Linked DNA regions of Homo sapiens: region 1 is linked to region 2. A link is a loop called in an ENCODE intact Hi-C map of the cell type or tissue named here. Cell type or tissue: PC-3. All regions are shown on one strand. Links, peaks and the distances in the headings refer to the core of each region. The heading gives the core; the rest is flanking DNA.

Region 1 (5,383 bases), core at 62-5,061, 62 kb after region 2:
AGGGAGCCATTTCAGGTTCTTGAGCATGGCTGTAACTACAGTCATATTTTTCTATCAGTGGTATTCAGGGCCCACTAGGAGAAAGAAAGACTAGAGGCAGACCATATATGAAGCTGTTGTAATTATCCAACAGTAGGATGAAAAGACCCTGAATGAGGGAAGTCATGTGGAAAGGGAAAGGAAATGACAAGAGAGCTATTCTGAAAGATCTAATACAAATTAATAAGAAACTTGTATCAAAGATGACAATACAGTTTTCAGCCCAAAGCAATAATGAAAATGATTCTTTTGACAAAAATTTAAAAGGTGGAACTAAAAATGTTAGAGAGACAAAAATGTCACTTCATGTGTTAGACATTGGGATAGAGTAGATTTCCTGTGGACAGCTGAAAATACTAGAACAAAACAGCGTTAAGTGTTGGTGACTGGAGAAATTTTGCATGTTGGTATCAATGCTAATTTTTTTAAGATACTAATTTGCCAAGTTTCAAGGACAGACAAATCACCTATCAGTTCCCCAATTCTATGATTCTGTGATCTATCGCTTCCAAATAATAAAGGAGGACCAAAATTTAGGCGTTAAGTTTCAAAGAAACTTGGTAAGTTAGGGTATTAAATCTATTTGACTATATTGTTCTTGAAGCTGAGTGCTATGCATAGTATTTCAGTAACACCTAACCATTTATAAATGTGTTCAATGGAAGAATGTTTTTACCTCCACCCTCAATAAATGAAGATTTCCTCCTGGGAAGAATTCACTCTATCTTGTTATTTTCACTCTACTATTTAAATAAATAAACATATAAATGTGTATTTATGAGCAAAAACAAAAAAATCACATTTCTAAACTTTCCCTTTGGGTGTTATTAAACTAGTTGAAGAATTAAGTCTCTCTGGTTTCTTGCTTTTTTAAAAAAATAAAATGAAAAAGAATTAAGGACTGGCCAGACACAGTAGCTCACACCTGTAATTTCAGCACTTTGGGAGGCTGAGGCGAAAGGATCACTTGAGCCCAGGAGTTTGAAACCAGCCTGGGCAACATAGTAAGACCACCCCCCATCCCCCACAAAATAATTTAAAAGTTAGCCAAGCATGGTGGCATACGTCTGTAGTCTCAGCTACTCAGGAGGCTAAAATGGGAGGATTGCTTGAGCCTGGGAGGCCGAGGCTGCAGTGAGCCATGATCATGCCACTGCACTCCAACCTGGTTGACAGAGCAAGACCCTATCTCAGTGGAAAAAAAGATTAAGGATTAAGAAAAACAACAGCTGACAAAGGACTAATATCCAGAATCTATAAAGTACTCAAACAAATCAGCAAGAAAAAATCAAACAATCCCATCAAAAAGTGGGTTAAGGACATCAATAGACAATTCTCAAAAAAAGATATATCAACAAGATAGGCCAATAAGCATAATGAAAAATGCTCAGCATCACTAAGTATCAGGGAAATGCAAATCAGAACTATAATGCGATGCCACCTCACTCCTGCAAGAATGGCCATAATCAAAAAATTTAAAAATAACAGATGTTGGCATGGATGCAGTGAAAAGGGAACACTTTTACACGGCTGGTAGTAATGTAAACTAGTACAACCACTACGGAAAACAGTGTGGAGATTCCTTAAAGAACTAAAAGTAGATCTACTGTTTGATCTAGCAATCCCACTACTAGGTATTAACCCAGAGGGAAAGAAGTCATTATACGAAAAAGATACTTGCACACGCAGGTTTGTAGCAGCACAACTCACAATTGCAAAAATACTGAAGCAGCCCAAACACCTATCAATCAACGAGTGGGTAAAGAAATGTGGTGTGTGTGTGTGTGTATATGTGTGTGTGTATATATATGTTTATATTATATAATTATATATGTATATATTTATATATAATTATATGTGTGTGTATATATATATATACACACCTACATATACACACACACACACCACATATACATACATACACCATGGAATACTACTCAGCCATTAAAAAGAAATAATCACAGCAACCTGGATAAAATTGGAGACTATTATTCTAAGTGAAGTAACTCAAGAATGGAAAACCTAACATCGTATGTTCTCAGTCACATGTGGGAGCTAAGCTATGAGGATGCAAAGGCGTAAGAATGATATACTGGACTATGGGGACTGGGGGAAAGGGTGGGGGTAACAGGGGATAAAAGACTATACACTGGGTACAGTGTACACTGCTTGGGTGATGGGTCCACCAGAATCTCAGAAATCACCACTAAAGTACTTATTCATGTAATCAAACACCATCTGTTCCCCCAAAACTTATTGAAATAAAAAAATAAAATAATAAAAGAAAAACAATTTTTTCCATACAAAATGTGGCTTCCAGATCCTTAATTAAGTAGGAAAGTCACAGCCTTTTATGTTCCCTTTCTGTTAAATAACACAGTAAACAAAAACACCAGTTCAATACCTTAATAAAAAAATACATAGGTTTCAACTTAACCTGATTATATTATTCTCCAAAAATTTAACTTGAGAGCCAAGTTACTCCCATGTGGTCAAAAACTATCAGGTTTTCTGAAGTTAGTGAGACATCTAGTGGTAAACACAAAGTGGCTAGAGAACTTTCTGCATTTTAAAAAATTTCTCAGCCAGGCACAGTGGCTCACGCCTGTAATCCCAGCACTTTGGGAGGCCGAAGTGGGTGGATCACGAGGTCACGAGTTCAAGACCATCCTGGCTAACACGGTGCAACCACATCTCTACTAAAAATACAAAAAATTAGCCGGGTGTGGTGGCACATGCCTGTAGTCCCAGCTACTCAGGAGGCAGAAGCAGAATTGCTTGAACCTGGGAGGCGGAGGTTGCAGTGAGTCGAGATCGCGCCACTGCACTCCAGCCCGGGTGTCAGAGACAGACTTTGTCTCAAGGGAAAAAAAAAATTTTTTTTTGTCTCAATTCTCCCCCATCATTTCTGAGACATGTAAAATAGCTAAAGCTCAAAAACCTCCTTACTACACAAATGCACTTGAAAAGCTGCAAATAATAATAAAATAACATTTTCAACTCAAAAGTGTGCTACCTTCCAAAGAAAACAGCTTCATTTTCAATTGGGCCAAGAAAAAAAAAAAACATACACAACATTTAGCCAACCCATCTTGGTTTTAAATGACTTCAATTTGGCCCCCTATAAAACACCTTATTACCTTACACAGAAATCTTTTTTAAAATGTTGCAGAAGAACAAATCTAAATGAAAACATTCCTTTTCATATAAAAAATACACATAAAACAGATAATGAAGGCAGGGCACAGTGGCTCATGCCTGTAATCCTAGCACTTTGAGAGGCCGAGGCAGGCGGATCACATGAGGTCAGGAGTTCGAGACCAGCCTGGCCAACATGGTGAAACCCCGTCTCTACTAAAAATACAAAAATTAGCTGGGTGTGGTGGCACATGCCTGTAATCCCAGCTACTCGGGAGGCTGAGGCAGGAGAATTGCTTGAACACGGGAGGCAGAGGTTGCAGTGAGCCGAGATCACGCCACTGCACTCTAGCCGGGGGACAGAGCAAGACTCCGTCGGGGGAAAAAAAAAAAAAAAAACATAATGAATAAATGGGTAAATATGTGATAAAGTTAATGGTAGAATCTAGATGGTGGGTCTTTACTATAAAATTATTTTATCTGTTGCTTTATGTTTGAAATTTTTCCTGCTAAAATTCTGGGGGAAAGGGGAAGTGACTTATTTTTAAAAGCCAATAAGCTTGAAAACAGTTCAAAAACATGAGTTAAAAAAACTTTTCTCAACAAGGATAGCGCCCAATAAACAGTATTACCTCACATACAAATTACTCTTCAAAAGACAACACATGGCAGTGTATTTTTTCCTGCGATGAAAAATATATATCTATTTCATCACCCTATAGTCGTACTTTGTATTAAAATTTGCTTTTCTCATTCAATACAATTTTAACTGAATCGCAAGCAAAAACTTAACTATATTTTACTATTAATAACTGCACTGATCAATAAACACACATTCATTTATATTTAATTGAAGAATTTAGGAATTACTGTCTCTGAAATTAATGTGGGCAACCCTTAACAGGTCAAAAATCTGTATAAGTATACATGTAAATCTACCACAGAATGGACCTGCGACCTTGGCCAGTGTGAACCTGGGAGGTAACTTCCATTCCTGGCTAACTCCCCTCTGAAGCCCTAAGGATTACCATTCCTGTTTCTCTTTCCAGGCCATCAAGAGTCTCCCATTCTAAGTTTTAAAGATAATCACACTGTTTCCCCTAATCTTATCCCTAAAGCAAGTTCACACTCTTAGAATTTTTATCAATTTTTACTGCCTACACCCATGAAAAAGGGAAAAGATTTCCTTCTTTCTTTCACTTACAATTTAAGGACAAAGATCATATAAGGGTTAACAATCAGCTCTCAAAGGTTTATAAAACATTAATATATGATTCCTCTAGATATCCTAGGAAAAATGAGGTAAGAATATCTGGATATTTTATTAGAGAAGCTGTGTCTTGGGACTCGAGAGGAAGGAAATTTGAAAAGGAAAGCTGGGAGACAAAACTGAAGATTTTATCTTCAAAACCAGAGCAGATGTCTTGGAGAGTGCAGAAGCAGCTGTAAGAGTGCTCCTCTCAGCCGGGCGCGATGGTTCATGTCTATAATCCCAGCACTGTGGGAGGCCAAGGCAGGAGGATCACGAGGTCAGGCATTCGAGACCAGCCTGACCAACATGGTGAAACTCCGTCTCTACTAAAAATACAAAAATTAGGCAGGCGTGTTGGCGTGCACCTGTAATCCCAGCTACTCAGGAGGCTGAGGCAGGAGAATCGCTTGAACCCGAGAGGTGGAGTTTGCAGTGAGCCGAGATCACACCACTGCACTCCAGCCTGGGCAACAGAGTGAGACTCCGTCTAAAAAAAAAAAAAGGAAAAGTGCTCCCCTTACTTCCCTCCCTTTTCTCCTTGTCCAACCCTATTTGCCACTTTGCAAGCCCACTAGTATAAATCCTACCTTAGATCAACCTTATCAAAGGTTAAAAAAAAAAAAGTACACCTCAGTTAGTAGCAACAGGGATGAGGTAGGAAGTGAGCAGCAGCCTGAGACAGATAACAGTGATTGGAGGCAACAGGGAGAGATGGGAAGTTCTGTGGCCATTGGGACCTTCCACTGTGACAAGCTTCTGGCGAGAAGGCACATGGTACATAAATTTAAACTGCTTATAATTTGCGTCCTATGTTCCAAATTATCCTATTTGCTTTCTCATATAAGCAGAAAGATAACCATAAACATTTATAACTATATAGTTTTATAAGATGTTATTTTATAAACTTTAATTCAGGTTCTGCTCTACAAAAACTCAAAATAATAAAATTTCAAG
Region 2 (5,344 bases), core at 345-5,344:
TAATCATTAGTCGTATTTGTGCTAAAGCAAGTAACAAGCCTTGTGTGAGCAGCCAGCTCCTGAAGTTTGTTGCTTTAAGTCAACAAAAATAATTAATTAAGAATTAGCACTTGAGGACAAAAAAATACTATATTATTTCTGATTCATGAGAGAAGAAAGGTGGGTGGTTATCAGAGGTGGGCCTCGGAGAACCTTGACAATACCATGTATGTGTAGACTTCATAACATGGCTGGACGATGAGAGACTATGCATTACGGCAGTTGGGTGCAGAGGCTCATGCCTATAATCCCAGCACTTTGGGAGGCTGAGGCGGGTGGATCACTTGAGGTCAGGAGTTCGAAACCAGCTTGGCCAAACCTGGTTTCCCTGGTTTAGTACAGAGATGGTGAAACCCTGTCTGTACTAAAAATACAAAAATTAGCTAGGCATGGTGGCACTCAGCTGAGGCATGAGAATCGCTTGAACTTGGGAGGTGGAGGTTGCAGTGAGCTGAGATTGCACCACTGCACTCCAGCCTGGGCAACAAAAGTGAGACTCTTTCTCAAAAAAATAATAAAAAATGCATTATGGTTTCTGTTGGTTGGCAGAAGATAGATAGATAGATAGATAGCAGTGAGAAGAGATAGATAGATAAAGGGTGGAAAGCCAGGCTGTCATTCAAAGACGCATTAGTGACTTGAGGTGGGAAGGAGGCATGATGATGGGTTTCAAGTGGGCAAGAGTGCACCAGCCTCATATCTGGTATGGAGGAATACGAGGAAAAAAAACCCACTTGGGGGCGGCGTCATCAATGAAAAGGGAAGGCTACACTTCTTTTAAGCTAGAGGAAGCTTCAGAGCAGTTGAGGATATGGGGACTTGGAAGCCAGGGAGTGGCAGAGAGAGGCTTCCATTAGAGCATAGAGAGTGCTGTGCGGATGAGTGTATGTATGATGAGAGGCCAGGAGGCCTGAAGCAGTGAAAACTGACCTAGAGAGAAGACATCTGGATCAACTGCTGTGGTTCCAAGTGCTGAGCTCTTGGAATGGAAACTGGCAGAAGGGTGGGCCACCAGGCAGGCGGGAGCTTCCAGCGGGGAAAGGCTTGATGGACTGGGTGTGTCTGGAGCACAGTAAATGACATACAGACCCCTGTGATGTGTTGTGACAATTCAGCAAGCACAGGTGAATGGAAAGGACAGGAAATGCACAAGATGAGGCTAGATACGCAAGAGCTGGAACATAAGTTCTAAAAAATGTTAAGCAGAAGATAAAGTAGATCTAGATAGCCATAAAATACTGAGTAAAAAAGTTTTAGACTACAAAATACGCAGTTTTATAGAAAAAAACATGGTATGAGTGGGTATTATACATATGATGCAATATAAATATGATACAGAAAAGATCCGGAAGCATGGCAGATGTGACTCTTGAGTGGTAGATTATATAATACCATTAGATCTGTTAACACAAGCCTAACGATGCTTTTATTATGATTTTTTTTTAAATGTAAAATATTTTAGGAAGACTGAAGTTGCTAGTTCTGGTGATTGGTGGGAACTGGTGCTCTTTACCAAGCTAAAAAGTAACCAGGAATAAACAACAAGAGAAAGAATTTATGAGAGAATTGGTCAGGGAAGGAATAGGATTGCTCAGCAAAGGTCAGAAAATAGGAGACAACATATTTTTGAAAAATCAAAAGCAAATAAAGATCACTTCACCAGACTAGCTTAGCAAGCAGAGGACAGTGCGATTCAAGTGCTGTGGATTGTGTGCATCAAGCCAGTCAGCGTGGAGCAGCCCAGGAAAGATTCATCACAGTCATGCATTTGGAAAGTCCTGTGGGGGGTGTTACAGAGTGAGGTGCTTGGTATTAGAACTAAATGCCTCATCTATCATAAGGGACTAACCAGACAATATTTAAAATTAATGAAAAGCCCTGCCTGGCCAACATTAGTGAAACCCCATCTCTACTAAAAATATAAAAATTAGCCGGGCATGGTGGCGCATACCCTGTAATCCCAGCTACTTGGGAGGCTGAGGCATGAGAATCGCTTGAACCTGGGAGGTGGAGGTTGCAGTGAGCTGAGATTGTACCACTGCACTCTAGCCTGGGCAATGGAGCAAGACTCCTACCAAAAAAAAAAGCATTAAGAATACTTAAGTGGGGAGGAGAAACATCTTAGGTTCCCTTGCCAATCCCACAGACTGCACCACAGCGTGGTGGTGCTCACCTGTAGTCCCAGCCACTTGGGAGGCTGGCATAGGATCAACGTGAGCCCAGGAGTTTCAGGCTACAGTGCACCATGACTGCGCCTGTGAAATAGCTACTGCACTCCAGCCTGGACAACACAGTGAGACCACAAACACACATTCAAGTCTGGGATTCAGGGCCTTGCTGAGGTGGGTATTTACTCATGTGCTCCCATCATGACTGACTTTGCTGTACATAAATTGAGCTTTGAGCACTTAAGTTTGAACTTGGCCCACAGTGAGACACAGACTAGAAGCATGACTTTGGAAGTTCACTTTCTAACCACCATGCAAAGCTATATGGCTATCAGCTAGTACAGAGCCTGGCATGTAGCAGGAGCATAGTAAATATTTGTTGAATGAGCAGCAGACAAGTCACATTTAGGGCAGATACCTTTTAAGTAAAATTTAAAATCTGGTCTGTCTAGTTTGCTACGAATGTTAACATAGGAATGTAAAGTAACACTTCTCCTGCGTGATTACCTCCTTTATCCTGTTACTAGGCTCTTGTTCTGTTGCATATATCTTATTGTGTGTATATATATATATATATATATATATATATAGTAAGCATTTGGTATATGAAGTACAAATCAATGCAGTGGGTAACATGGTTAACCTTCATTACAATGAAGGGACAAACTTCAGGTTAAACTTCTGATCATTAGTCAAATCAAACTTGGATAATTTGTAGACTATTATAATACTAAAAAACAAAAAATTGTTTTTGAGACAAGGAAGGTCTCAGTCTGTTGCCCAGGTTGGAGTACAGTGGCTCAATCATGGCTCACTGCAGCCTCGGCCTCCCAGGGCTCAAACAATCCCCCCATCTCAGCCCCACCTCCAGTAGCTGGGACTATCAGCCACGTGCCACTGCGCCCAGCTAGTTTTCATATTGTTTGTAGAGATGGGGTTTCGCCATGTTGCCTAGGCTGGTCTCAAGCTAGGCTCAAGAGATTCACCTGCTTTGGCTTCCCAAAGTGCTGGGATTACAAGCGCAAGCCACAGCACCTGGCCTAATTTTTTTTTTTTCTTTTCCTGAGACAGAGTCTTGCTCTGTTGTCCAGGTCGGAATGCAGTGGCGTGATTTTGGCTCACTGCAACCTCTGCCTCCTGGGTTCAACTGATTCTCCTGCCTCAGCCTCCCAAGTAGCTGGGATTACAGGCGTCCACTACCACACCTGGCTAATTTTTGTATTTTTAGTAAAGAGACGGGGTTTCACCATGTTGGCCAGGCTAGTCTTGAACTCCTGACCTCGTGATCCGCCCATCTCAGCCTCCCAGAGTGCTGGGATTACAGGCGCGAGCCACTGCACCCGGCCAAAAATCTTTAATGTACTAAAACTTTATAAATTTTAGATAAAACCAGTAAACACAGCAATGAGGGACAAAGCAAAACAAAAATATTCAAAAGAATATTAAAGCATATAAACAAAAGCATGCTCACCCTTTGAACTTTAATACACTGCTACTACTTACACATTTCCCAGGTGTTCCCTTCTGTTGTACCCTATGCTGTGTAGACTTACACAGACCATATTCATTCCTTTTCTATCCATAGAGTTAGCTGGACTTTAGTCCACTATCATTAATACAGTAGTGAATTATAAACCTTAAAATCCACAGCTTCTAGAAAAAATACAATTGATTTCTCCTTTTCATTTTGAGAATTTTACTGCTCGACATACCAAGGTAGGGCTGGCAAATATGAGCCCCTGTCATAGGCCTGCCCTACAGAGCGGAGATGTATTATAGCAAAGATGGTTGCAGACTGGTGACAGGACCAAGATGCTCTTCCCCACTAGCCCCTGACCCCCCTCAGAAATCCACCTATGCGGTACCCCCAACAGGTACTACCAACTGAGCAGTCACCACGGCCGGAGAAAACGGGCACCTTCCCTGCTCTGCGAGGAGACAGAAAGCTGAGCTCTGCAACATGACAGAGGCATCAACTCAGGATGGCATGTGTTCTTGAACTTTTCATTTTGTGACTCATGTTGTCACCCTCCATAGAGCCAACCATAAATGTTTTCAAAACGATTCATTACAAACTCAATATTCTTTAAAAACGTTGATGCTGTGACAGTGCAAACAGCATTGATTTTATTGCTCGACTTCGGCATGGGCACATACATAGTTAATTTTTAAAAACCATTTATACAGATGTTACTGATAAAGCTCATGTAACAAATGAATGAAAATACAAAGAATATCAAAGCTAAAACACTCTGTAATAAATACAAATACAATGAAAATGATAAAACTTTGTTTTTAAAGTCAGTCTGAGAGAAGAATATTACATAAAGTGAACTAATTACATCTAGAAATAAAACAACTCAGCATTTGGAACAATCATCCTAACATGTTAAATACCACAAATGGCACCCGTTGACTGTACGCTTAGAAAACAAGCAGAAGGAGCCACTCTCCCAAACTAAGGATGGTTGGAACAGCCTCTAACTCCCAACAATCCAATCAGTCCAATGCACTGGAAATTCAAAGCCCAGATTTAGTGTTGTAAAGTAAAGCGAATTACATTGTATTTGAAAGAAGAGAATCTTGTGCTCCGGACTGTAAATACATGAAAGAAAAAAAGGCTTGGTAAAAAACCCATTCGGGGCAACAAACTATGTGCAAAACAAAATGTACACTATACACTATACACTATGCACTATTTAAAAACTACACCAAGATACAAGGCCCTCTGAGGCAAGACTTACCTCTCTGTACTGCCTATGAGCTCTACAAAGGAATCTCTGTTCATAACTAAGCATTCATGATGGAAAGGCAAGAGTATGAAAACAGATATCACATATCTGAAATAACAATACAGCTAGAGGGAAGACAAGAAAAAACCAGTTAAGAGGGACATGGAAATAAATATTCACATTAAACATGAGGTGCAAGTCCATGGTTCAATAATACATTGGGGGTTTTTGCTTAGCACCTATTTGGAAGTAATCGGGTAATGTAACTTTGAAATGGAAATCTAAATCATGTTTTTATATATGTTGGTGATAACATAGACTGTTATGGAGAGTAATTTCTTTTTTTTTTTTTTTTGGGCGGGGACGGAGTCTCACTCTTGTCGCCCAGGCTGGAGTGCAGTGGTG

Evidence for each region. Peaks named below come from ENCODE experiments on the same cell type or tissue, not always from the same donor. Only the 100,000 strongest peaks of a DNase experiment are listed, where the experiment ranks them.
Region 1: a loop joins it to region 2, with 1.8 times the contacts of the local background. A loop is called at or near these places in 4 of 110 quality-filtered maps.

The regions. Positions count from the first base shown.
Region 1 is chr17:64,600,025-64,605,407 of GRCh38, forward strand. All of the region lies in intron 2 of SMURF2 (SMAD specific E3 ubiquitin protein ligase 2), which reads right to left. Among named protein-coding and RNA genes, the nearest start is that of SMURF2, 60 kb to the right of the region's middle. RefSeq lists a silencer at 2,536-2,585. In PC-3, for the core only: CTCF peaks have their summits at 2,562 (motif pointing left) and 2,761; no DNase peak of the experiment used is centred there.
Region 2 is chr17:64,537,993-64,543,336 of GRCh38, forward strand. SMURF2 (SMAD specific E3 ubiquitin protein ligase 2) reads right to left here. Exons shown (of 19, transcript NM_022739.4): 19 at 4,290-5,344. Among named protein-coding and RNA genes, the nearest start is that of CEP95, 34 kb to the left of the region's middle. In PC-3, for the core only: no CTCF peak of the experiment used is centred there; a DNase peak (open chromatin) is centred at 2,589; H3K27ac peaks cover 825 bases.